Regions from separate parts of the Mus musculus genome. Here region 1 is linked to region 2. A link is a loop called in an ENCODE intact Hi-C map of the cell type or tissue named here. Cell type or tissue: gastrocnemius. All regions are shown on one strand.

Region 1 (8,000 bases), 680 kb before region 2:
ATTCGCAGCCTCTCAGTTAGCTGGGACCTCAACTACGGGACACGGTGCCTCCGCAGAGCAGCTCCCATATGGCATTCCCAGCGACTCATCCCAAGACTTTCTTGTTTGCATTTATTTAACTTTACGGGATGCGTCTTTTGCTTGCATGTGTGCATGTGCACTGTGTTTATACAGTGCCCTTGGAGACCAGTAGAGGGCGTCGGATCCCCTGGAACGGAAGTTACAGATGGCTGTGAGCTGCCATGTGGGTCCTGGCAAGGAAACCGGGCTCCTCTTAACCACTGAGCCATCTCTTCAGCCCCCAGGAGGGTGTGAGCGAGCGTATAGAAAAGCAGGATGCCACTGTAGAAGGGACCAGAGCATCCATGCTTGTGGGTCCAGGACCCAACCCCTATGGATACTAAGGGATGACTGTAGCTTGCGCTCACCGCAGTGGGTGTTGTCTTGATTCTTGACGCCACAAGCTCTTAAGAATGTTCATTCTTCAGCTTGCCAGTCCGCCTCTAACAAACTCCTCTGCAAACCGCATGAAGGGCCAAGGAACTGCACCTTCTAGGGAAGACTTAGGAAAGTGTCCAACCAGGAGACAGGATTTTAGGCTGTCAGTCTACCTGAGTCACATCCCCACTCCTTCAGGGCGGGATTCTAGGCTGTGGCTCCACTGCTGGTCCTCATCAGTTCCAAACTGAATTTTAGTTAATTTATAATGAGTGGTGGCTCATGTCTGTGATCCCAGCACTGGGGAGGGTGAGGCTGGAAGATTCAGAATTTGGGCTACACCGTGAAACCCTGTCTCAAAAACAAAGAAAGGGAAAGGGGTGGGTAGATTCTCCTGAGAAAGCCCCAGCAGGTCTAATAGCCTCCCCATCCCCTTCTCTCTGAGCAGCAGCCCCGAGTTTCCTTGTCTTCTCTCAGTTCCTCAGGCACTGGGGGGGGGGGGGGGGGGATGGGGTGGGGCGGCTGGTCAGGGGTTCGGAGCCTGGTCGTAGTCGGCTCTCAGCCCGCCTGTCTCCCCCAATACGCAGCGGCACGAGCGGCAGGCGCAGCAGCGCTTTCAGCAGCAGCAGCGGCGGCGGCGCGAGGAGGAGGAGCGGCAGCGGCACGCGGAGCAGCAGGCGCGGCGGGAGCGCGACACGGGAGGCCGCGAGGAGGCGCGCGCGGAGGCGCCGGGTCCTGACCCCGTGGCGGAGCGGGGCGCTGCCAAGGCCAAGGGCAGCGAGCGGCCCCGACGGCCCGGAGCGCTGCTGCCACCCGGACCTGTGCTGCGGCTGAAGCAGATCATCCCGTTGCAGACTCGGCCGCCCGCGCCCACCGGGTGCGCGCCCCCGCCGCGCTCGCCCGCGGACACGCGCCTGCCCGCCTTCCTCAGCCTGCGCTTCCTCAAGGCTCCGGAGCGAGGCCCGTCCCCGCCGCGGCCCGGGAAGCTGTTCGCATTCTCGGCGCGCGAGCCCTCAGCCAACGGGGCCCCCGGGGGCGGCGCGCGCGCTCACAGGAGCGCCGGGGACGAGCCCGCGGCCGCCGAGCCCGAACCGCGGCCGGAGGACGCAGGTCACAGGCCTTAACCGGGGCGCGCGTCGCGAGGGCAGTGGGCGCCGTGGGGCCCTGCGAACCGCGCTCTCCCTCCGCAGGGTCCGCCTCGCCTCCTGCTGGCTGTTGGCGCTGGGACGCGCCCTGGGGCTGCGGCGACAACCCGCCCCGTGTCCCCGCGGATGTCCCAGCGGATGCCCCTGCACAGCCTGCCTGCTGGCCCACAGCCCGCCACTAGCCCCGCCGCGCCCCTGCCGTTCTCCCGACCAGGATGGGGGCCTCGAGCAGACCCCCCACAATACAGAAAAATACACAGGATGGGCGGTTATTTATTTGTTTTTAATTTATTTTGTCATATTTTTGTAAAACGGCAGAAATGCAATAAAATGTCTATTTCAACAGTGCTCGAGGTCAGAGCAGTGAAGGGGCCTTGCCAGATCCGTGGCTGGAGGCTGAGCACCCTAGTTCTCCCAGAATGAGGCCTCTAGGAGGTCCAGGTCCTCTCTGGTCTGGGTCCAGATACACATGGCACTCCACACCTCAGCCAGATGTGACATGGTTCACTCATAGGGGTGCCCAGGACAGAGGTTCTGCACCGGGAGCAGCCTGCTGAGCCTAGACTCAGGTCATATGGCCCACCTGCAGGAACCTGGGTGGTCCAGGTGACTCCCAAGAATGCACAGTAGTAGCACAGCAAAAGGCAATCATAGGAAGGCAGTTGGAATTCAGACCAAGACCTGAGAGTGGGAGAAACTTCTGCCTGTATCTGAAAGGGGAGAGGCCTTCAGAGGCAGACACAGGGAGCAGCTCCAGGAACGGTACCGTGGAGGATTCTGGCCAGGGCATCCCAGGGTTTAATAGGGCACGGCGGCAGTTGCCAAGTCACAGCATGAGGCTGAGATGCTACTAGGGCCATACCAGGCCCAGGTCAGTAGGGCCACAGCCAAATAATAATGGCCCCCAGTGAACACAGACACCGTTAGCCTTCACAAGTATGCAGGGTCCTCAGAACCCCATCCTTGCAGTGAGTACCATGCTACAGCTGAGGGTGCACAGCCACTCTACCAGTCCAGGTAGTTCCCCCATATCCCAATGATAATGTGGCCACCTCAGCCCTGCAATGTTCTCGAGTGGCCAGATGGATACCAGTGCTGGAGGTTGGCGGGCCTTGCACATGATACCCAGTGGTGGGTGGCTGTTGGTTAGCCCCGTGGTACTATCCTGGGCTCAGTCTCCCAGGGGACCTGGCCCCAAGGACCCCAGGCAGGGGTTGGTTCCTACAGGTCCCAGTGGCTCCGGCCAAAGTTTGCGGAGCAAAGACGCCGTGTGGAGTAGGAAAGGTCCTTTTATTGGGGTGGACGTGGAGCACGGGCTAGTCCATGATAAATGATGTAAAAGAAAGATCCAGAGGAGCCAGCTCTTTCCTGCCCTGGCACGGGCTCAGAGTGAGGCCTGGGCACAGGAGGACCCGGAGGACCTGCAATCCGGCCAGGCCTGTGGGTAGGAAGGAGCGAAAGGCCGCTCGGTGTGTTGGGGGACCAGCCCGCCCTGGGCTCTAGACTCTGGCGAGGTCTCGCTGTGGGTGGCCGGGTGGGGGGCACCACTGTGCTTTAAAAAGCATGTACTGATACCTCGCGGCTGGGCCTGGTGTCCCTTTAACCAATGCTTGACACGAGTTACAGCATAAATAAAAACTCAAGGAAAATAAATACATGGATCCTATGCGGTTGGAGGGCGCGGGCTGGATGTAGGAGGCGGGCCGCGCTTACACACGCGGGTGGGAGTGGACAGAGCTGACAGATGAGGGGAGATGCACAGGACCTAGGTGTCCTCCGGCATGTCGGGGCTGTCGGTCCGGGCCACCTTGCGAGGTGGCGCTGAGCTCTCGCCCTCCGCCTCCACCTGCTCTTGGTCTCTCTTCTTGGCAGCATTCTGGAGGTGGGGGAAGGGGAGAGAGTCTAAGGGTGAGGACAGCATCCGGGCAGCCAGTGGCATGGGTCTTCCCCCCACCTTTTTGAGACAGAGTCTCTACATAGCGTTGGTGTCCCAAAACTATGTAGATCAGGCTAGCCTCAAACTCAGAGAACCTCCTTTTAGCATCTGGAGTGCTGGGATTAAAGTTGTGCATCTCTGTCAAAGACCTCTTCTCAAAGGCCTAGAGGGAGTCATCAGCCAGCCACCTGGGGGCACCCTGCAAGGTACCCAGGCAGGGTGGATGGATATGTTTTTTTACACAATATCTAAATTGGCTGTGGTGGCATAGGTCTATAGACTACCACCTGGAAGTCAAGAGGCAGGAGGATCACTCTAATAAGTATGAGGACATCCTGGGCTCAGTGAGACTTGTGTCAAAAACAAAAAAAAACCAAATTCATGGTTTCATGTACTTCAAGCTGACTCAAAACCCTGCCTCTCGGCTTCCTGAGTGCTGGGGTGACAGTCATGTACCAGGTGGGCAGGACCCAGGCTGTGCAGTGCAGAATCCTGTCTCTTACATACCCACTGTCCTGGTCACCTAAAGAACTCCTACTCAACCCTCAAGGCTCCCACTCAAATATCCCCAGTCCCCAGAAAGAACCTTGCCTTTTTATCCCATTGCTGGTGCAGGTACCGCAGAAGTATGTTCGTCTTTTCTGTCACAATGACTGAGAAGCAAAGAGAGAGAGTGAGTCTAAGACCTGCACCTTGGCCTCCTGGCCTGCCTTGCCAGAAATGGAGCTCAAATTCAGCACTACTATCTTAGAAATGTCTAAAGATTGGCATTTCTCTTCTGAGTACAGAGCTCCAACTCTGCCTCAGCCTCCACTGCCCTGAGAACCCCCATTAGGCTCTGAGGCTAGGACAGCCTGTTTGGAACATGGCCTCAGTACCAAAGATGGAGCCCAGGCTCCAGGACACAGGCTAGCACTCGGCTGAGGTTACCTCCTGTCTGCTTCTGTATTCTCCCAGGGTCCATCCAAGGTGGTGAGACACCAGGGAAGAAATTCGAGGCAACAGCGAGGTTTGGGTACTGGGGACAGAACCCGTGGCCTCACCCACGGCAGGGAACTATATTATGCATGAGCCTTGCCCTCTTTCCTGGTTCCTAAAAAGATCCATTTTGTTTTTAAGAATTGATTTTGATTATTTTAAATTTGTGTGTGTGTGTTTGGGGGGGGGGGTGTTGTGCATGTCCCAGGAGGCCACAAGAGGGCGTTGTATCCTCTGGAGCGAGAGAGAGATACAGGGTGTTCATGAGGCACAGCAAGATGCTGGGGTCTGGACTTGGGTCCCCTGCTGCTGCAGCAGCAATAAGTGCTAACCCTGAGCACATAGATGGCCCTTGCTGGGCTAGGTGGGGGTACACACTGGGGGAGCTGTCTCTCTCCTCTACTAGGAGACTGAATCAGCCTGGTGGTGGACATCTATACCTCCTGAGCCGTCTCCTGGACATCAGACTATGTGGTTTATTTTTTTGAGACCAGGTATCACTCTTGCTGTCCTCAAGCTCACTCTATAAACCAGGCCGGCCTCAAACTCACAGAAACCCACCAGCCTCTGCCTCCCTAGTGCTGGGCTTAGAGGTATGCACCACCAAGCCTGGCTTCCAGATTCTTTCTTGACAGTTAAAACCACCAGCCCCTTTTCTCCTACGCCACAGCACAGGACCTGGACAACACTGCCCACAGGCCAAGCAGAATCATGGCCCTCACCATTTCCGTGCTTTTTGAGCATCCATGTGGGTACACATGTGCCTCGGACTGTGTGTGTGGGGGGCAGAGATCAACCTTGGTACTAGCCCTCACCTTTGCCTTGTTGATGAGCCTTCATTCTTTGCTGCACAGGCTGGCTGGTCCTAGACTGCTGATTCCCATTACAGACTGCAGCTGAGGCACCTGGCTCTCACATGAGATCTAAACTCATATTTAAACTTCTGATCCTGCTGCCTCAGCATCTAGAGCGCTGGGATAGCAGGTGGGCTCATCTTGCCTGTTTCATGTGCTGCTATGCTGGGGTGGAGCCCCGGTTTATGGTTTTGATATGCAGACAGCAGGAGAGAGCAGGGCAGTCAAGGCTGAGGAGAGCCAGTGTCTGCTGCTCCTAGGCACAGTGGGCTGTTGTCCCCAGGATAACCCCTTACCCCTCCACAGGCCCTTCCTAGCTGTGCGGAGGGCAAAGCCCTACAGTACTCACTCTGTTCTGACGGGTACTCTCGGGTCGGCAGGTATACTGAGGGACGGCGGTTCTGTGGATGGGGAGCGGTGGGTTAGCTGGCAACCCTCATCCTCAGGACAGTGACGCCACCCCCAGCCCCACACTCACCGAGGCCTTGCACACAGAGTCCGCGTGGAACCTGCTGAAGTTGCTCTTGTTGTAGACGGGCAAGCCTTTCAGAAAGTCTGCCTGGAGACAGGGGTGGCTGTGAGACCTCCAGTGCAGACCAGGGTACACCCATCTGGTGCTATGTATGTTTGTGTGAGGGACGGTGTATGGGTGTTGCTGTTTGTATGTGTGCGCGCGCATGTGCGCACACGCTCAGAAGACAAGATATTCAGGTCACTTTCCCCTTCCAGGTGGGTCTGTCTGTCACCAGGCATAACTGTAAACACTTTACCTGCTCTCTATCTCACTAGCCCAGAAGCTGTTTAAAGTTATACTTCCTCTGGGCACAGCAGTGCCTGCCTGCCTGCCATCCCAACATCCATGAGACTAAGACAGGGGGATTACTACAAGTCCCAAACCTGCCTGGGCTACAGAGTGAGACCCTATCTCAAAACAACAACAAAGCAATACTGAAGCCAGGCAGTGGTGGTAAATGCCTTCAGTCCCAGTGCTCAGGAGACAGTGTTTGAGGCCAGTGGGTCTACAGAGGGAATTCCAACAGCCAGGGCTACACAGAGACACGGTGTATGTATGTGTGTGTATGCACATGGAGGGGGGCAATAATGAGAGAATACTTCAGAAGATGGGCATGGTACCCACCTGCTGTCCCAGCTCAGGGTGGGAACAGAGACTGGAGGGTCTGTCAGCTTGAGAGCTGCCTGGCCATGGTCACAACACCTTGCCTCAAAAAGTCAATGTGGACTAAAGTTACAGGCATGTGAATGGCCAGCCAGGCCTGCTTCTGGGGAGCCCCAGGCCTGGCCTGGGTAGGGGTGGCCCACTTTATACCCACAGAAGGAGCTGGCTGCTATTGGAGAGGGTCCTGTAATTGTCTTCATTCTGCTTTACTTGGGGAGGCAGCCAGGATGTTTACCAACTATCACTCGGGTCTGGGGAGGGGCACCACGTGAACCACAGTTAGTGTGCCCTGCCCTGACATGTCACCATGTGTGCTATCATGTGCCTGCCAGTGAGCAATGGCATCCACCAATGTACAGCCGGGCACAGGCCCCCAGTACTGCTCCCTGTGACATTCCCGAGGCCCAGGCCTGGGATGCTCCAATAATGCAGAGGTGCTGTGCCAATGGCCCACCCCCTCTGCAGGCCTGGATCGTGGCTAGGCAGCCTCAGTGTCTCTGTTCTCCGCCTTTAATCGGCTGCTCTGGCTCAAAAAAGGAACACACCAGACCACCCAGGGTGCAGGTTTCAAAGTTCCCTCCCCACACCCCCAGGCCAGAGCACTGCTATAGACATGGGGCTCCAGAACCAAGGTACCTGGGTCCATTAGCCTAGAGGGTGTTATGTGTGGCTTGGTAGCAAAAGCTAGGCTAGTGTGGGGTCCAGGCAAGTCTGGGGCAGCCATGCAGAAGACTGTCTTGTTCTACTTATGCCCCCCACAGCTGTCACCCCAGTACTTGGGAGGTGGAAGCAACAAGATGGGGGCTGGGGGAGCGCAAGGCTAGCAGAGATCCCTCAGGTTAAGGCATGAGTGTGTACCTGTCTGCATTTCTAAAGGAAGACAGAACCTCCTCCTGTGAGCTAATAAGGCCTCAAGACATAGGTGTAAACTCCCCCATGGGCCTTTGAGGTCAAGGGAAGCCACACAGGCAGAGGTGCAGCTGATGCAAAGGTCCTGGGACAGAAGGGACTTGGGAACCAGAGGAAGTGGCCACTAGGAAAGGGCTAAGCAGGTGGGGATGAGGTCACAAAGCAGGGTGCTGCCCATGAAAGGAAGCCAGGCACAGACTCACCACAGGGGGGTTCAAGGATGCCTGATATGTTAGAAAGCGCACAAAGTGTCCTTTTTGAAAACCTGATTCTAAGTAAATTAAAGATGGCCAAAGGGCTGGGATGGGAGAGGGTAGGGAGGAAGTGGAACAGGCCTCTGGAAAGCACAACTCTCCCTGTCTAGAAACTCTTCTGTGGGGTTCACTACCTATTCTCCAGGGTGCGGGCTGGCATATGGGGTCTGGACTCATCATTGCCCAACTGTGAGGGATGGCCACTGCCTCAGGTCACAGATGGGAACCCCAATCCCAAAGAACCACGGAAGCCTCAACCCCGGAGCAGGTTTTGAACTCCCAGCTGGTTACAGGAATCACGTCACTTGA
Region 2 (8,000 bases):
CATCACAGAAGGCTGAAGTTACCAGGAGGACCCTGAGGCAGTGTGTAAGCAGGGAACAGGTCTTGACTGGGTCTTGGGAAGCTGATGTTGGGGTGCAGAGGGTGGGGCACTTCCTAGGTTGACCCCACACTTTTTGTCTCATTTCAGAAGGAGCTGAGTCTTCCACGACGGGGGCGCGGGTGAGTAATTGATTCAATGATTAATACAGCATTGCCTTCTCTCCTTCCATTTGTGCATCCATTGAGGCAGGAGATGTCATCCCAGAACCCCCTGGAGATTCTCTGTCTCTGCCTTGCAAGGCTGGTGTTACAGGTGGGCTGCTGTCATGACCCTGAACTCCTTATCATTAGCAACAATCGCTTTAACCACTGAGCCTTTCCCCAGAATCTCCTTCCTTGCCCTCACCCCCCAAAGAACACTTCTCAGGGCTGGAGAGATGGCTCAGCAGTTAAAAGCACTGGCTGCTCTTCCAGAGGTCCTGAGTTCAATTCCCAGCAACCACATGGTGGCTCACAACCATCTGTAATGGGTTCCGATGCTCTCTTCTGGTGTGTCTGAAGACAGTCTTCAGACACATATAAATAAATAAATCTAAAAACAAATAAACAAATAAACAAAACAAAACCCAACAACTTCCCACCTTGGGGTCCAGCCAAAACATAGTTGCCTGTGATTCCAGCAGCACCCAGGGAGCTGAGGTCGATTGACAGTTCCAAGCCAGCCTGCACTACATAAGATCCTGCCAAAAAACAAAACAAAACAAAACAAAACAAAACACAAACCAATATTTGGGGCCGTGACTCCAGTGTAGATGGCTTGTTCAAAGATTCGAAGGCCATAGGCTCCAGAGGTGGCTCAGTGGCTAAAGGCAATTTGCTGCCATGCTCCGGATGCATTGGCGGCCCCAAAAGTTGTCTTCAGACCTCCAGGTGTGTGCAGGGACAGACCTATACTAAATGAATAAGTGTAGAAAGAATTGATTCTCAGCACTGGGGGGAGGGTGCGATTATGAAATATTAACTTCTAACCCAAGTACATTGGAATGGGCTTGCATGACAAGAGACTCGCTTCCTTTTGGCGCCGGCCAACAGAATCTGTGATGCTGCCATCATCTGGGGAGCTCTGGAGCTCAAAGAACATTTTGTTCGGTGCGTCCCGGGTTTACAGATGGATAAACAAAGACTGGGGGAGGGGTTCACCTCCTGTTCGCTCCAGAGAGCAAACAACCTTGGACGCCCCATCTTTGAAAGTCGCGCATGTCTCAGTCGGAGGCTTACAAGTTTTTGAGCACCTGCCCGTTGGAGAAACAGGGGAAAGAGATGTTTCAACCCCTCTGGCGCCCCGGTTCTTAATGGGGGGACACAAAACGTGAAAAGTGTGTGCTCAGGCAAAATTAAATGGAATGAGACAGGCGCCCGGGTCATTTGGAGGAGGTGAGGTTTGGTGTTGGAGAGGACCAACGGCGGGCAGGGCAGGAGGAGTCCGACGGCGGTCCTCTCCAACACGGTCAATGTGTGGACAGTTCCAGACAGGGGGCCCAGGAGTGGAACCTGCTTTGGCAGTGAAGGCGGGGCTGGGCGAGGTAGAGGAAGAAACGCAGGTTCTGAGAACAGGGTCTCAGTCGCCCCAAAATCATGTGTACTACGGCTGGGGCAGGGCTGGACCTTGTCCTTAGTGCGTTGTGAGGGGCCGGGGACGGGAGGAGCGCAGTGCACCGACCTCGAGGGCAAAGTCGGGGCCAGAGTCCTCCAGGAGCTGCTAGCTCTGCCACCCGTGCTGTACGTGACTCGACCCCGGGCTTTCAGGGACCAGATCTGTAGGGGCGCGACGATGGGAGGGGACACGACAATGAGATCTCGGGTGGGAGATCCCAGGCCACAGAACCCAGGCCTTCTTCCCTCCCGGCCCGTGGCTGGGCGGCTGAATGTTCCGGAAACTGGTCAAAGAGGGTCAGACAGCAGCCCCCCAGGATTGCCCGCAGGTCTCTCTTTTCCGAGCGCGCACGCTCTCCAGAGCTGGGCGCTCAGCCCCGCCCCACCGCGCGAGGCTCCGCCTCTGTCCCTGCCCTCCACCACAGTTCTTAAGCGGTACCGCCCACAGACAGGCCCAAGAGCCAGAGTCCACACACACACACACACACACACACACACTCAGAGGCCCCGCCCACCACCTCACCCCCGCGCGACTGGGGTCCTGCAAGTTGCTTCCAAACGCCCAGCCCATAGTACACTTTTGAGGCCCAACCCCACCAGCCGCATCGGGCTCTGTTGTACTAGGCCCCGCCCTCTTCAGAGTCTCCTCTCTCCCAAGCCTCCCATAGCTCCGCCTCTCATTCTATAACTCGGTCTACACACCAGAATCCACGCCCACGTTCTTACTCAGGACCTCTCCAGAAGCTCAGCTCCTCACCTATAGCTCCCCTTGTAACTCCGCCCACACCTCATAGCCCCACCCGAACCTTGTAGTCCCGCCCCATCATCCTTTAGTTCAGCCCCGCATCTTTGTAGTACTGCCTATAGTCCTGCCCCTCGGTCCACCGTCTGTCCCGCTCCTGGACACGCCCCGTAACCCGTAGCCCCGCCCTGAGTCCCCGCCCCCGCCAGCCGCTGGTGCGCGCGTCCCTCTGTCCATAGTCCCAGCGCGTCTGCTCGCGCCCGGTGCCACCGGGCGTCGGTTCCCGCGGCGCCGCCATGAAGTCCCGCAGGGAGAAATTACTGATCCCCGCGCTGACGCTCGAGTGAGTACCGAGGCCCGAGCACCGCGGTACGACCCCTGGGAATCCGCGGGGGTCACGCCGGGTCGCCGCGGGGTCACCGCTCGCCTCTGTCTTGCAGTCTGTCGCCCAGCAGCCAGAGCCCATGCCTGTTGAGCCCCGGCAGCCCGTGCAGCCCGTGCAGCCCATCGCTGGGCCTGCAACCCTGGAGGTGAGTGGCGCCGCCCAGCACGCGCACCCTCCACCCGGGCCTTTCACACCCCCTCGCTGCCCCAGGCCTCAGTGTCACCCCCTTCTTGGCTTCACATCCCGCGGGAACACCCAGCCTCAGGCTAGAGCTGGACAGGTGTCCCAGGCCAGGTCAGAACTTGAGTCCAAGGACTTCTTGAGACAGGTGCTGGATTCCCAGGGCCCTGTTGGGTAGTGACCAGAAACTCCCTGTGGTCACACACAAACCCAACAGGCTGCACCAGACTGAAAATAGCCATTTCTGCTCTGATCATATTTCCTACTAAGGGAACTGAGGCTCAGAGACAGACCTGTTATGACCCCCTAAATCTGGAGGCCAGCTTGGCCACCACACCCCACTTAGAGTCAGCACCACCCTCTGTGACTCTGGGGCAGGTATCAGGGACTTGCCCATGTGAAAGTCAAGTCTTGACTTACCTGGGAGCCATTTACACCTTAGTATAAATGAGCTGCTTAGCACATTCCATAGATTTTGTAATGGGGAAGACAATATACTATGGAGTCCACACTGAATTTCTATTGGGTTACCTTCATTCCCTCAGCAAACGCCTACTAGGCACCTAACCAGTGTGCCAAGTAGAAAGTCCATAGTTGTGAACAAGTATGGCAGACATCTCCCTCCGAGGGTTCTCGTTTGGCTGGAGGAGGTGGCCAGCGAGCAAACAAGTGACAGTGTTCAAATGCTAACCCCTTGGGGAAGTGGATTGGAGCCATGGACAGAGCTAGGTGAAGGTAGCACTGGAGAGCTAGCACTGAGTGCAAAGGTCCTGAGGTAGCCTTTTGAGGGGAAGAAGGTCTTGTGGTGATTAGGACATCTGGAGGAAAGCTGGTCTGTCTGGAATGGGTTGCCCAGTGGGAGGTAGGCACTGCTGTTGCCACATTTCCTCAGGAGTGGGTGGAGGAGATCCAGGGCATCCTAGGAGACAGTGTGAGGTCAGATACATCTCTAAGTTCTTGGTTCCAACCCAGGGGAGGGCAGGTGAGAGGAAAGGGAGGGACCCTAAATTGGGGTTGCATGTGACTAAACAGCTTATACCTAGAAGAAATGGAGGCACTGCTGGGGACTGGAGCCCAGCCTACCAGGCAGCCACAGTTACCACCAGAGGGTGGCAGAGCCACTTTGCCTGTAGCCCCAGAGCCTTGAGCCTCTCACATTTACTGCCCTGTGCTGGAACAGAGTGAATGGGATTTGTCTGGCAACCATTTATACACCTCAGTATGGAAGAGCCCCTGTACTGTTGGAAAAAAGGTCCTCGAGTGTCCCATAATCCTTATGATGCCCAACCTTGTGCGACCCACCTGCCTCTCCCCATCTGTCCCCTGACATATCACTCTAAGGTGCATCCTCCGGAGTGCAAGCAGATCCCAGTGTTGGTGGAAGGAACACACCCTGCTGAGTGAGGACACCTTTCTGCGCCATTGTTGAGAGTTTATTTCCTTTACAACCTTGAGAGTCCCTAAAAGGCTTGGCCTGAATCTCTCTGCTCACACTGTATGCTCTGGGCAGGGCCCAGTATGCAGCAGATGTTTATTTGATGCTCTGACATTGATGAATAGAAAGCATGTAGAGGCCGGGATGGTGACAACGCCTTTAATCCCAGCACTTGGAAGGCAGAGGCAGGCAGATTTCTAAGTTCGAGGCCAGCCTGGTTTACAAAGTGAGTTCCAGGACAGCCAGGGCTACACAGAGAAACCCTGTCTCCTAAAAAAACAAACAACCAAAAAAACCAAAAAAAGAAGAAAGAAAGAAAGAAAGAAAGAAAGAAAGAAAGAAAGAAAGAAAGAAAGAAAGAAAGAAAGAAGGAAAGAAAGGAGAAAAGAAAAGAAAGCAGGTAGAGGGGCTCTGTTGGCCTTTAGGGTCAAAGGCCATCTTGACTTGACCCTACAGGCCACAGACTGCCCAGGGCCTTGGAGGCCAGGCTCAGAGGGAATGTACCTGGGGTGTGCAGGGTATGGGGGCTGGGGACAGTGGTCCAGCTATTTGGAATGTGGGAAGAGGTAACAGGATGGGTTGGCCAGATTAAGACATACCCAAGGCTTTGCCATTTAAGCAGTAGCAGAGAGATAAAGCAAAGTCCCCAGAGCAAGTCACAGGTGATGTTATGGCCTCTGCCCCAAGAGGGTTTCATCTAGAACCCCTCGGCAGAGGACCTGTGAGCAGGGACCCCTGTATGCTCAGCCTTGCCAGGCAGGCACTCTGGATAGTTGCATAGCCCAGTTCTTCAGAGTGGGAAACAGGCCAGGTGGGCTGCTAAGGCATTAGTCTGTGGCTGGGGATAAGGAAACAGCTGTGTATCAGGTGTGTCGTGGAGGTGTGTTCCCAGGCACAACAGTGGTGGGTGGCTCTTCCTGGAGGTGTATGAAGCCCAGGGCTCCATCACCATTTGTGTCCACAGTCAGGAGGCTTTGAGCTCAGTGCTCAGACCTGACACAAGGTGATCATGATCCTCTTGGTCACATGTGGCCACTTCAGGGCCTGTCCTTGTGACTCAGAACTTGGGCTCTAGCCACTCCCTTTCTCCAGGTCTTTCCATGATGTAGTCTTCAGCTTTTGTCCCCTCATGCCACCAGCTCCTCACTAGAGGCTTAACCCTCTATCCCAGCTTCTCAAAGGTCTTTCTTTGCTTTCCAGGACAGACATGGAGGCGCTCTAACACCATCCATGGCTCCCTGTTGCATTTTCAGTGAGCTCCAATCCTTATTGCAGCTGTGTGGTTAGCTCAGCGAGCACCCTCCTCCCCATCTGTGACACTCTTTCCCCATGCCCACTGATTCTCTTCTTTCTCATGGTCAAAATTATTATGTTGCCTGTCTGCTTGCCTTCTTTGCTATTTCTTGAGAAAGAAATATCGTCCAGGCTGGCCTTAAGTTCCTACCTGTACCCCTCAAGTCCTGTGACAACAGGTGTGTGTTACCACCTCCAAAAGTGTGGTGAGGGCTGGGATGGAGCCCTCCATGCCAGGCAAGCATTCTGCCAGCACAGCTATATCCCTCTTTCTTTGAAGTTACTCTTTGACATTCTTCATCTGTCTCCTTATCTGAGATCAAGGACTACCTTGAAGTCACCCCTAGATGTCCCAGAGGCAGGTAAACTGTAAGTGTTCAATAAATGTTTATCAAGTGAATAAATGACTGGATATGGGTTTGTGCTGCAGCCAGCAGCATGGGAAACGCCTGACGTGGCAAAGAGCCTGGAGGAGACGTGGCAGAGTCTCAGAGTGACTTGACAAGGATGAGTTGGGGAAAACCTGGGTGCATGTGCCTCAGTTTCCCCAGCTATCTTCTTGCACCAAATATAGGATCTGAGCTTCAAATCCGAGCAAGGCTCTGATCCGGTGTCTAAAAGTCCAGGGAGTCGGGTGCTGTCAGAATGACCACTGGCTACCTAGGACCTGGGGGAAAAGGACATATTCCTTTGGTTTGTAGTATATATGACTTATCGCCTTTGGTAATGGCTTTCGTGGCCATGCACACTGCGTTCATCGCAGACATCATACAGATGGGAAGGAAAGGGGAAGAGCCAGGCAGGGCTAACACCTCCAAGTCAGAGGGCAGACCCGTCACAGCCTGCACTACTAGCACCGCCAAAGCTCTACTCCGCCGTCCAGGCCCTAGCAACGCCCCACCTGCTTGTTGTGGCCCTAGCGACGCCCCGCCCTCACCGCGCAGTGCCCTAGCAACGGCCAGGTAGCCCCGCCCCCCCAATGCTCAGAACCATAGCAAAGCCCTGCCTGGGCTGCTGAGGTCCATAGCAACGCCTCGCTCTCCTGTCAGGGTGCCTCTCCTGGTGCTTAGAGCTCTAGCAACAACCTGCCTGTGTTGCTGAGGTCCATAGCAACGCCCCGCCCTTGCTACCTAGAGCCCTAGCAACGGCCAGGTAACCCCGCCCCCTATGCTCAGAACCCTAGCAAACCCCTGCCTGTGCTGCTAGGGGGCCTAGCAACGCTCACGTTAGTCCCAGAGCCCTAGCAACGTCCACTACGCCGCGCCGATCTGCTCGGGGCCCTAGCAACGCCCCGCGCTGTCCCTCAAGGCCCTGGCAATGCTGGGCACCGACAGGCGGGTTCTAACTGCGCTCCATCCCAGCGCTTCCGGCAGAGCTGTAGCAACAAAAGCTCCTTAGTTGGGGACCCTAGCAACGCCCCGCCTAGCACTGTAGCAACGCCTCGCCCCCCTTCCTCCTCCATCACGACGCCACGCCCCCTCAGGCTCCGCCCCGTGACTGGGCGGGGCTCCCAGCCGGGCTTCCTCCTTGCTACCGCGCGCGCTCCTTGTTGCCCGCGGCCACTGGGCCGCTCTACGGGGCTCAGGCCGAATCCGGCCGATCTGGCCGAGGCCCGGGCAGACGGAGGGCGGCAGCATGTCCGACCCCAGCTACTGGACCGCGGTCGCGGCCCCGGGGCACCGCAGCCGCCTGGCCAAGGGTGCGCTGCTACAGCGTTCCAAAAGGTAGGGACGGCTTGGGGCGCAGGGTCTAGCTGTGGACGCCGGTATTTGAACTTGGGACTCGGGCCTTGCAAAGCGATGAATTTGGGAAGAATGAAGCAGTCTGTTCTGGACACTCAGCGGAAATGTTGGCGCAGATGCAAATACTCATGGCCCAGACTGACGAGTGGGTGGCAGGTCTACAGCCAAGAAGGCATGCTTCTCCTCGGCCCAGGTCCTCCTTTGCAAGGCACAGAGGCCAAGAGAGATGGTGCCTCAACTGTCGACCCAGGTTCTAATTGTAAGATAGCTTTTACCGTGCGGTGTGACTCCAGGTAGTTCTTCAACCTCTCTGTGCTTGTGTTTCTCTGTATTTAGGTTAGCATAGTTGGGAAAAGTCTGAGATGCAAGGACCCTGAGTGCTCGATCCAAAGCTTCGACTGGGCCTTGAGATAGTGTGGTGCCTACCATGGCTTACAGGCCTTTTAGAGCAAGGAACAGTGTAAGCAGTTGGCATTTAATGTGTGCTCAAGTGAGATGATCCAGGTTCTCTGAGGCGTCCAATATGGTTGTTTTCAAGGTCTTGTCTAAGCATAAGGGAAAGGAACCAACC

What was found. Peaks named below come from ENCODE experiments on the same cell type or tissue, not always from the same donor. Only the 100,000 strongest peaks of a DNase experiment are listed, where the experiment ranks them.
Region 1: it touches region 2 in a loop (2.8-fold over the local background); 2 of 42 quality-filtered maps call a loop at or near these places.

Annotation. Positions count from the first base shown.
Region 1 is chr8:71,469,947-71,477,946 of GRCm38, reverse strand. Dda1 (DET1 and DDB1 associated 1) reads right to left here. Exons shown (of 5, transcript NM_025600.2): 2 at 5,830-5,910; 3 at 5,701-5,752; 4 at 4,111-4,172; 5 at 1,850-3,459. The coding sequence ends at 3,349. Ano8 (anoctamin 8) reads left to right here. Exons shown (of 17, transcript NM_001164679.1): 17 at 1,026-1,928. The coding sequence ends at 1,562. Among named protein-coding and RNA genes, the nearest start is that of Dda1, 4.8 kb to the right of the region's middle. In gastrocnemius, CTCF peaks have their summits at 183 (motif pointing right), 1,143 and 4,693 (motif pointing right); DNase peaks (open chromatin) are centred at 1,407, 2,392, 2,799, 3,004 and 1 more place; H3K4me3 peaks cover 2,593 bases; H3K27ac peaks cover 2,287 bases.
Region 2 is chr8:70,791,637-70,799,636 of GRCm38, reverse strand. It overlaps Mast3 (microtubule associated serine/threonine kinase 3), which reads left to right and starts at 7,204. Exons shown (of 26, transcript NM_199308.2): 1 at 7,204-7,411. The coding sequence starts at 7,323. It overlaps Mir7240 (microRNA 7240), which reads right to left and starts at 1,502; the gene lies at 1,445-1,502. In gastrocnemius, a CTCF peak has its summit at 4,065 (motif pointing right); DNase peaks (open chromatin) are centred at 2,139, 2,555, 6,694 and 7,161; H3K4me3 peaks cover 3,471 bases; H3K27ac peaks cover 3,078 bases.